Regions from separate parts of the Homo sapiens genome. Here region 1 is linked to region 2. Evidence: chromatin loops called from intact Hi-C (ENCODE). Cell type or tissue: OCI-LY7. All regions are shown on one strand.

Region 1 (5,000 bases), 140 kb after region 2:
CCTTTATGAGCTGCAACACTCACAGCAAAAGTCTGCAGCTTGACTCCTGAAGCCAGCGAGACCACGAACCCACCGGAAGGAAGAAACTCCGGACACATCTGAACATCTGAAGGAACGAACTCCAGACACACCATCTTTAAGAACTGTAACACTCACCCGTGAGGGTCCGCGGCTTCATTCTTGAAGTCAGCGAGACCAAGAACCCACCAATTCCGGACACACTAGCACTTTGGGAGGACAGGGAGGCAGATGGCTTGAGCTCAGGAGCTCAAGACCAGCTTGGGCAACATGGTGAAACCTCATCTCCACACAAAACACAGAAAGAATTGGCCAAGTTTGCCCAGCTACTTGGGAGGCTAAGGTAGGAGGATTGCTTGGGCCTGGAAGGTCAAGGCTGCAGTGAGCTATGATAGCACCACTGTACTCCAACGTGGTGACAGAGTGAGACCCTATCTCAAAATACTAACAAAATGCATAAAAACAGCTCAATGATTACTTTTCTATTAATAAAACTGGCAAAAGAAAACACACATCAACTTTACAAATGTAATTTATTGAGCGAAAAAAAAACCACAAGTAGTTTTCATTATTAACAAATCAAGAGATTCATGATTTTTAATCTAGAGAGTAGAAATGGATTAATTTAAAATAAACTAAAGCCACGAATTAAAGAAGTTCCAGTCTGAAACATATTATATGTTAGATGATGGCATCTACTGACTAAATGTAATATTGCATTCCTGTATAAGTCATGAATATCTAGAGGAAGAGCAAAGTTTCTGGTGGCATGGACTGATAAGATCCTCGTAATGTTCTGGGGGTAGAGTACAGCAGTGTGAAGAGGAAAACAGTGACCAATGGGCAAGAAAAAGGCCAGGCACAGTGGCTCATGTCTGTAATCCCAGCACTTTGGGAGGCAAGGTGGGCAGGCCACTTGAGGCCAGGAGTTTGAGACCAGCCTGGCCAACATGGCAAAACCCCATCTCTACTAAAAGTACAAAAACTAGCCAGGTGTGGTGGTGCACACCTATAATCCCAGCTACTCAAGAGGCTGAAGCACGAGAACTGCTTGAACCCAGGAGGCAGAAGTTGCAGTGAGTCGAGATCGCGCCACTGCACTCTAGCTTGGGTGACAGAGCAAGACTGTCTCCAAAAATAAAAGGGAGGGGGGAAGGGGGCAAAGAAAAATTCCTGTACTAAAGACTATGACACAACCAAAAAGTAAACTGACAGGTGTATACTAAAATCCTCAAGCAAGGCAAATTGATCTTGGTGATATATAATTCCAAGAACTCCAACCTTAATTTTCTTCCTGAAATATTTTGTCTTTTGGGTTTTCATTTTTAGGGATATTATGTCTAATTTCACCATGAAAAATACAAGTAGGTTTCACTTCACATAAATTGTTTTCAAGAGAAACTATACTCTGAAAAGTAAAAGATATATTTTATAAATGATTTTTCACTGAGAACATAGGGAAAGAAAATGAGTTTTACACCAGGGAGAATTGTACTCAACCCTCTGGCCCTGCTACTAACTTGTATGACCTTTGTCTTCATTTATTTACCTTAAAATACATTTTTTAAGAACTGGCATATAATAGGTACTTTTTCTATTTTTATTTTTTGAGACAGAGTCTCACTCTGTCACGTAGGCTGGAGTGCCAGTGATGCAATCATGGCCAACTACAGCCTCAACTCCCTAGGCTCAAGTAATCCTCCCACCTCAGCCTCCCAAGTAGCTGGGACTACAGGTACATGCCACCATGCCCAGCTAATTATTGTAATTTTTGTAGACAGGGTCTCTATGTTGACTAGGCTAATCTCAAATTCCTGGCCTCACGCAATCCCCCAAGTCTTGGCCTCCCAAAGTGCTGGGATTACAGGCATAAGCCACCGTGCCCAGCTAAGCGGTACTCTTAACAAATGGCTATTGGTATGATTATCAAAGGGATTGCTAGCTATATAAATTTTTCCCAGGAGGGCCTTTGGGCAATAAAACTACATGTTACTATGCCAGAAAATACTTGACCAGTTAGGTTTCATAGTTCCTATGGAATTCTTGGTTCTAAGGATATTTGTGTTTAGTAGAAAGAGCTTTAAATAAGAAAAAAGAACACTTCTTTTCAGGTATTTAATTTTCTTAACTTCCAAAAGATAGAAAATACTACCTGGCATATCTCACACTTAATACTCCACAAGCAGATATATATGTTCCTTCGTCAGACAGAATTGTGCTTTCCTATATTTCCATAACTACGTACCAGAAACTGGCCAGCAATACTTGAAATTGCAACTTGGGCTATCCAACCATGGTGGTATGATGCAAGAGCAGCTTACTCCCCCTGATATTTAAGAGGCATATGCTGTGCAAGAGCTAGAAAATCAGCCAGCACCACCTAACCACAATGTGCTATTCTCACTTCCTCTCTGAGTCAAGTTTGCTAATCAACTCCTCAAAGAAAGGCCATAGTGATATTCCATCAGGTAAAAGGGAAGAGCACAGGCTTGTTCTCTTTAAGGCTGGGACAACTGCCAGGACTTTTCTGAATAAGACCTACTCTTTATGTGTATCCTTGCAATCATAAGATGTAGAATGTAAATGAATATACAAGCTAGGAATGGTTTCCTTAAAAAATGTGAAGTGCATATTCTCTGCTTGAAGGAAAGAAGACAGGAAATAGCATCCAACCCAACTACAGAGTAACTTAACAGCAGTCAGATTCAGAAAATGTGCTAACCCAATTTTCAGGCACAATTTTCTGGCCCTTCAAAGGCTGGAAATAAATGCAAGCATTCTGAGCTTGATTTCTCTTGGGAATGGCAGAGAAAGTTAAAGTTTTCTCCAAATTAAGCTTCATTTATCTACTTACGTTCTTAGAAACTGTAAAAGAAAATCAATATAAGTTTTTCAAAATACATACACACAACTATATATGCTGTGTATATGAGTATACATAAACTGTCTTTCATTAGAAATGAAATTTTAAGGAAGGTGGCCAACAAATCTAACATTAAAAAAATAAGGAAACAGGCTAGGAGTGATGCCTCACACCTGTAATCTTAGCACTTTGGGAAGCCAAGGCAGGCAAATCACTTGAGGTCAGGAGTTCAAGATCAGCCTGGGCAACATGGTGAAACCCCGGCTCTACTAACAATACAAAAATTAGCCAGGCGTGGTGATGTATGCCTGTAAGTCCAGCTACTTGGGAAGCTGAGGCATGAGAATTTGCTTGAATCCAGGAGGCTGAGGTTGCAATAAGCCAAGATCGTGCCACTGTACTCCAGCCTGGGCAACAGAGCAAGACTCCGTCTCAAAAATAAATAAATAAATAAATAAATGATAAAAAATAAAATATCAAAAAATAAAACATTTAAAAAAGAAACAATCATGCCTAGATAACAGAAAATTGGAAAAAAGAAAGCCATACGTTATTGTGATAAATTCTACAACAAAATTCAAAGCCATTTTCAATTTCTCAGTTATTGGAGTATTGCTGCTATTATTAACAATATCTTCATTACTTAATACATTTTGATTCATCGTTTTTTGGTTATTTTTGTTGTTGTTGTTGTTTGTTGCTGTTGCTGTTTGAGACAGAGTCTCACTCCGTCACCCAGGCTGGAGTGCAATGGCGCCATCTCGGCTGACTGCAACCTCCGCCTCCTGGATTCAAGCAATTCTCCTGCCTTAGCCTCCCAAGTAGCTGGGATTACAGGTGCATGCCACCACGCCCGACTAGTTTTGTATTTTTAGTAGAGATGGGGTTTCACCATGTTGGCCAGGCTGGTCTTGAACTCCTAACCTCAGGTGATCCTCCCATCTCGGCCTCTCAAAGTGCTGGGATTACAGGAGTGAGCCACCATGCCCAGACTGATTCACCAGTTTTTAAGACCACTATCCAAGGACAACTCTGTGAGGCAGACCGAATTAGTTCTGTTTTATATGTGAAAAACTGAGAAAAATATGTTAAGTGACTTATCTAACAGTACAAAACTAGTTAATGTGACAGCCAAAACTGGAACATAAGTCTTCTAACTCCTAGATCTTTCTACTAATCCAGTGGTTTCAAATTTTATTTTACCCCCAGAATCTTCTTTCAAACTAATTTTTTGTAGAATCCCACTAATTTAACAGATAAAACTGGAGCTCCTCCAACTAAAATGGCTATTAGGGCCAGAGCCATGTATATTTCAGTTGGCTTCTCCCTCCCCCATGATGGGCTTTGAGACTTCTGGGTAACATCATAACTCCAAGGAGCAAAATGTAAACCATTAAAAGTTATCTCCCTAATTGCCCAAGGAAATCCATAAAGTTCTAATCCAAATATGAATAAGACTAATAACCAGTAAAATGATACCTCTCGCAGCTACCATATCTAAGACTTTCATAATCATAAATATATATTAATGGAAATAAAAGTTATATCCCATACATACCATTCCAAAGATCATGGCCACATAGAGTTTACTAATTACAAAACTGCTCCTATGCACTGTGTGACAGAATGGGAAGGAGCTGGGCAGGGTGTATCCCATTTATTTGGCAATATTACCATCTCGTTTATAATTCTACCTAAGCTATTTGTTTCCCAAGTTAAATATAGATACCTTCCTTCAAATAAAATCTTATGCAGAGAGCATCTTATGAGCTATTCTATTGTAGTTAAATGAGGCAGGGGGCAGGCAAAGCCAGACAAGCCTCTCCAAAGCAGCCCAGGCCTCTTGGAACATTACGACAGAGGCATGACTAGCAAAAATAAAGGATTATTTCCAAGTTTCCAAGTGGTTCTTGAAATGCAAATGGTAAAGAGCATACACTGTTGATGGACTGACATCTGAAAAAGGAGAGGTGATAATACCTGATTTATAGGCATAAGTAAATATACTTGAATGCAAGGTACAACAAAAACTCATTGTCCCCAATCACCCCAATAAACCACTATATATCACTCATCTACAAATGGCTCGTAAAACAACAAGAAGAAAGTATTATTTTAA
Region 2 (5,000 bases):
ATATGTGCGCACATATATACACACATATATATGTGCGCACATATATACATATGTATACTAGTCCATACATGTATATATGTATATTAATCCAAACCGCCAAGCTTGGTCCAAGCTGGTCTCAAACTCCTGGCCTGATCCTCTCACCTTGGCCTCCCAAAGTGCTGGGATTATAGGTATGAGCCACCATGCCTGGCTTATCTCAAGATATTTATAAGGCAATTTGATTGGATTTGGGGGCAGGGACAGGAAGATTGTGGAAATGAGGAGTCCTAGGTTGCTGGATTGAACAGCTGGATAGACAATAGCAGTGCCATCTACTGAGTTTGAGAACACTGGGAAGGGAAAAGGAGCAGGGTGGTGGGAAAGGTGATACACTCGGTGGTGACCATGGGGAGTATGAGGTGTCTATGTGATGTCGAAGTGGAGCTGCCCATGAGGCAACTGGATATACAGGTCTGGAACCCAAAGAAAGACCAGTGTCTTCATCCATATTCTGTTGCTATAACAAAATACCTGAAGCTGAATAATTTATTAAGGAAAGAAGTTGATTTAGCTCACAATTCTGGAGGCCAGGAGATGAAAGACTGGGTGGCCCATCTGGCCAGCTGCCGGTAAGGGCCTCATGCTGTGTTATAACATTGCAGAGAAGCAAAAGGGGAGGCGGGCACATGCGAGAAGAGCAAACATGAGAGGCAGCCTCACTTTATAACAACCTGCTCTCACACGCTCAAGAAACTGCATTAATCCCTTCGTGAGGGCAGATCCCTCATGACCCAAATGCCTCTTAAAGGTCTCACCATGTCTCAATATCATTACACTGGGGACTAAGCCTCAACCTGAGTTTTGGTGGAGATAAACCATAGCAACCAGGAATACACACACACACACACACACACACAAGGGAATTATCTGCATATAGATGGTAACTGAAGTCATGAGTATGGTTGAACTCATCCAGGGAATGAAAAGAGACTGAGAGAAGCAGAGGGCCTAGGATAGAGCCTCTGAAGATCCAATTAATGGATGGACCCAGAGGGAGAATCCAGCAAAAGGAAGCCAGGAAGAAGTGAGAGAAGGAAAAAAACCAGAGTGTGGAGACACAGCATCCCACCGAAGAGCTGGTTTCAGAGCACAGTAGCGTTGGGTGGGTGTGGGGGGATGGGTAGCACTGTTGGCACCCAGATGTTAGTGGTAGAACATAAGGCAGCTAAGGGATTTGAAGCCCCAGAGGTCTTGTCTCCTTGAAGGCTGAGAACATGTCTTAAACCTATTTTATCTTCAACAGCACCAAGCTGTGCACTGTTCATTGTAAATGCCCAATAAAGACTTGTTTGCTCATTCGTTATGTTAATTAAAGCCACAGATCAGAGAGGCAAACCTGCTTGTGTGAGGCCTAGTTTGGGATAAAAGGCTAGGAAGACAACAGAGAGGGCACGGAGAAAAGCAAAAAATGACTGAGAAGTAAGACAAGTTTGCCTGCTGCATGAACAGTTGGAAAAAATATTTCACTCCTTACCAAAAAGAACAGCGGCAAAGCTGGGTAACAAGAAACAGTGAAAACTGATAGGTCTTTGAGGTGAAAAGAGGAAAAACATGGTGGGGGAGAAAGTAGATTAGTCAAATAAACATTTTATTATTTTTCTCCTTCTTCTTCTTCTTCTTCTTCTTCTTCTTTCTTTCTTAGCCTCCCAAAGTGCCAGGATTACAGGCATGAGCCACCAAGCCCAGCCTAGCTCTCACATTTTATTCTTAAACTCTATGACAGAGCAACTTAAAGAACCTTAGAGATAATAAAATCAATTGTATTATTTCACAAATGATAAAGTAAACACTTATAGAGGCTGGGGACTTGTGTAAGGAACAGCTAGTCATTGGTAAAGGTTGAACTCAAATTGACAGCTCGGCCCCCAGGCTGGTGCTATTTCCATTATAAAAATACAATCTCACTACTGGGCCCCTCTCCTCATTTCCTGCCCATTTCCTTCACTTTTATATGAGTGAAATTCAGTTAAAATGAACATCTGGGCAGCTGTGATAATCTGCACGAAGTTACAAACCCTGCGGTTGAGGCACTTTGCATGGCAGCAGGTGAACAATGGAGTTGAGGGTCAGAGATCAACGTTGCTCATCTGCCTCCTCTGGAAACCCCTGAGAGGGAAGGGCCAAGCATGGCTTCAGAAAGCCACCCTACATTTTTTTTTTTTTTTTTTTTTAGAGACAGACTCTTGTTTTGTCACCCAGGCTGGAGTACAGTGGCATGATCGTGGCTCACTGCAGTCTCAAACTCCTGCGCTCAAATCATCCTCCCGCCTCAGCCTCCTAAGTAGCTAGGACTACAGGCACATGCCAAGATGCCCACTTAATTCTTTAATTTTTTTGTAAAGACAGAGTCTTGCTAAGTTGCCTAGGCTGGTCTCAAACTCCTGGGCTCAAGCAATTTTCCTGCCTTAGCCTCCAAAAGCACTGAAAATTTTGATTTTTCAGGCACAAGCACCATCCCTGGCCTGAAAGTCATTTTTTAATCGTCGTAGGGAGCCCAGGAGTTGAGTCTGCAGTGAGCCATGATCATGCCACTGCACTCCACCCTGGGCAACAGAGTGAGACCATGTCTCTAAAAAACAAAACAAAAGAAAACCAAAAATGTAGCGGGGGTGGGACAATGTGTTCTCTTTTCCAAATGTATTTATCATTTTTATAATCAGGAAACTTTCTTAATTTTTTCTTTAATGAGAGAGTAGGTGGTTGAGGAGGAAGAGTTAAGGAGAAACAGGCTATCTGCCAGTGTGACCAGCAACCACTTAGAAGCAGAATGTGCCAGATGAAAACTAGGTAGGGCTCGCAGGGAAATCAGTTATTCGTCCCTTCCCCTCTTGTTTTCTTTTGGTTTGTAGATTATTGGTTTGGCTTAAAGGTGATTTTCCGTGCAAAGCAGCAATTGCATAGGGAAGACATTGCATTTTCCTTAATCTGGTGAGATAGGAGACCAAAGTGGGGAAGGAGATGAAAAATGGACACTGAAGGATGGGGTGAAGCCAGGGGACTTTGAAAGAACCATTTGTAGCTGGGCACGGTGGCTCACGCCTGTAATCCCAGCACTTTGGGAGGCCAAGGCAGGTGGATCACAAGGTCAGGAGTTCAAGACCAGCCCGGCCAATATGGCGAAACCCTGTCTCTACTAAAAATACAAAAATTAACCAGGCATGGTGGCAGATGCCTGTAGTCCCAGCTACTTGGGAGGCTGAGGCAGGAGAATCGCTTGAACCTGGGAGGCGGGGGTTGCAGTGAGCCAAGATCGTGCCACTGTACTCCAGCCTGGGTGACAGAGTGAGACTCCATCTCAAAAAAAAAAAAAAAAAAAAAAAAAAGAACCATTTCAGTGCAGTGTTGTCTGAGTACCTGTTACGAGCAAGACAGAGAAGAATGGAACGTGGTCCTTGTCCTTAAAATGTGTGACTGATTCACTGCTCTAGCTTCTAACACCCACCATGGTGCCTGCTGGACAAAAGGGGCTCAGTCTTTCCTGAATGGGAGAATGGGATGCCCATTCTTGAAAAGATTCAGCACATCCTTTCAATTGAGAAAAGTTCTCACATGCTTTTCCTTGACATTCTTAGATACATTAGTCCCAACAGGTGCCGTCTGTTCCAAGATGTCAGGCCTCACAGTACCAAAGAGCCACCATTTCCCCTCTCCTGGTACCCAGCACTGCACAGTTGGCCATTCCATTAGCTGGCTGTCTCTCAAATTCCCAGGCGCTGGGAGAAGACCCAGACCCTAGCAGAGGGTCAACAAGGTGCTCCGAAACTGCCAAGTCTTCAAGTCTAAAGTCGAACATGCCATTCTGGCCATAAGGAGACACCAGAGACAGTTTTTCCTCAGTTTAGTGGCAACATCCAGGTCTGGCTGATGCATTGTGGTGTCGGAGGCCAAAAGCTGTTCTCATTTTGCTTCCACAAGTCGCTTTTGGGTTCCAGAAAGAGAAAGTCATAACCTCTACAACTTGGAATACAACATTCCAAAACAGCTGAAGAGTGCTTGGCAACTTTCTCCGACAAAGTTAATTAAAACCTTCCCCTCCCCCAGGGGTCAGCGCCTACCGTTCATGGAGAACCTTCAAGATGCTCTCCAGCTAAGTCTCTGGACTTAAGAATTTGATTTGGAAAACTGCCATGGAACTCCTCAGAAATTCTAAGCCAGAAAAGTCCAAAGGCCTTCCTACTAGCAGCTTTTACTATGGTTCATAGCTCATTTTCAGCCAAAGGAATTCAATTCCCCACATCCAGCCAGGAGGAAAACATCTCTGTGGTACACAGTACTGGAGTACCATGTGCACCACCAGAAAGGCCAGCTTGGCTCTGGGAAGAATCGATGACATCATTCTCTCCATGCAATGTCAATGAGCTTGTGTCACTGAAACAGAATAAGCAGGTCACCATAGTACAAAGGCAGCACCTCCCTTACTCTCCTGCTGCTGTTTCTTAGGGCAAGAAATTCAGCTTTGCCTCACCTTGGCTTGGCCACACAGAGCTGGGAGGCATTTCAGGAGAAAGGAGCCATTGTCCCCAGCAGGATGTGCACCTTGCCAGCCTGTCTCCTTGTCATCCCAAACACAGGTTGGCTTCTCTGCCTATGGATCAACAATGTCCTTCTCAACAAATGTCAAGTGTCTTGGTGCTTTAAAAGATTCCTATGACAGATGTGATTGAGGTATCCAATTTTTAGCTTTGGGGTTATTTTGCCCAGTCTAATTTAATGTCAACTGAGTGGCTGAATTCCATGAAATGATGCCATATGCTACTGGAAAACCAGTGTAAGTCCTAGGTCCCTGGCCTCCAGGAGCTTATCATCTCCTAGTAGGGGGCTCTGAGCATGTCAGCTTTGGGCTCTGCCATGCCCAGTATCTCCTACAGAGGGGGGAAACTACCCCATCTATAGCCCCCTGCTCAGAGATAGCACCAAACTATTCTACGCCCAGGAATGGCCACTGATTGGGCCAGGAC

Evidence for each region. A loop is a pair of places that touch in the nucleus more often than their neighbours do. Peaks named below come from ENCODE experiments on the same cell type or tissue, not always from the same donor. Only the 100,000 strongest peaks of a DNase experiment are listed, where the experiment ranks them.
Region 1: a loop joins it to region 2, with 2.5 times the contacts of the local background. A loop is called at or near these places in 2 of 110 quality-filtered maps.

The regions. Positions count from the first base shown.
Region 1 is chr2:62,036,881-62,041,880 of GRCh38, reverse strand. All of the region lies in intron 2 of COMMD1 (copper metabolism domain containing 1), which reads right to left. Among named protein-coding and RNA genes, the nearest start is that of COMMD1, 130 kb to the right of the region's middle. In OCI-LY7, a CTCF peak has its summit at 737; a DNase peak (open chromatin) is centred at 2,370; H3K4me3 peaks cover 1,170 bases; H3K27ac peaks cover 2,191 bases.
Region 2 is chr2:62,178,230-62,183,229 of GRCh38, reverse strand. No RefSeq gene overlaps it. Among named protein-coding and RNA genes, the nearest start is that of B3GNT2, 15 kb to the left of the region's middle. In OCI-LY7, no CTCF peak of the experiment used is centred here; DNase peaks (open chromatin) are centred at 1,209, 2,079, 2,489, 2,796 and 1 weaker place; H3K4me3 peaks cover 2,028 bases; H3K27ac peaks cover 4,566 bases.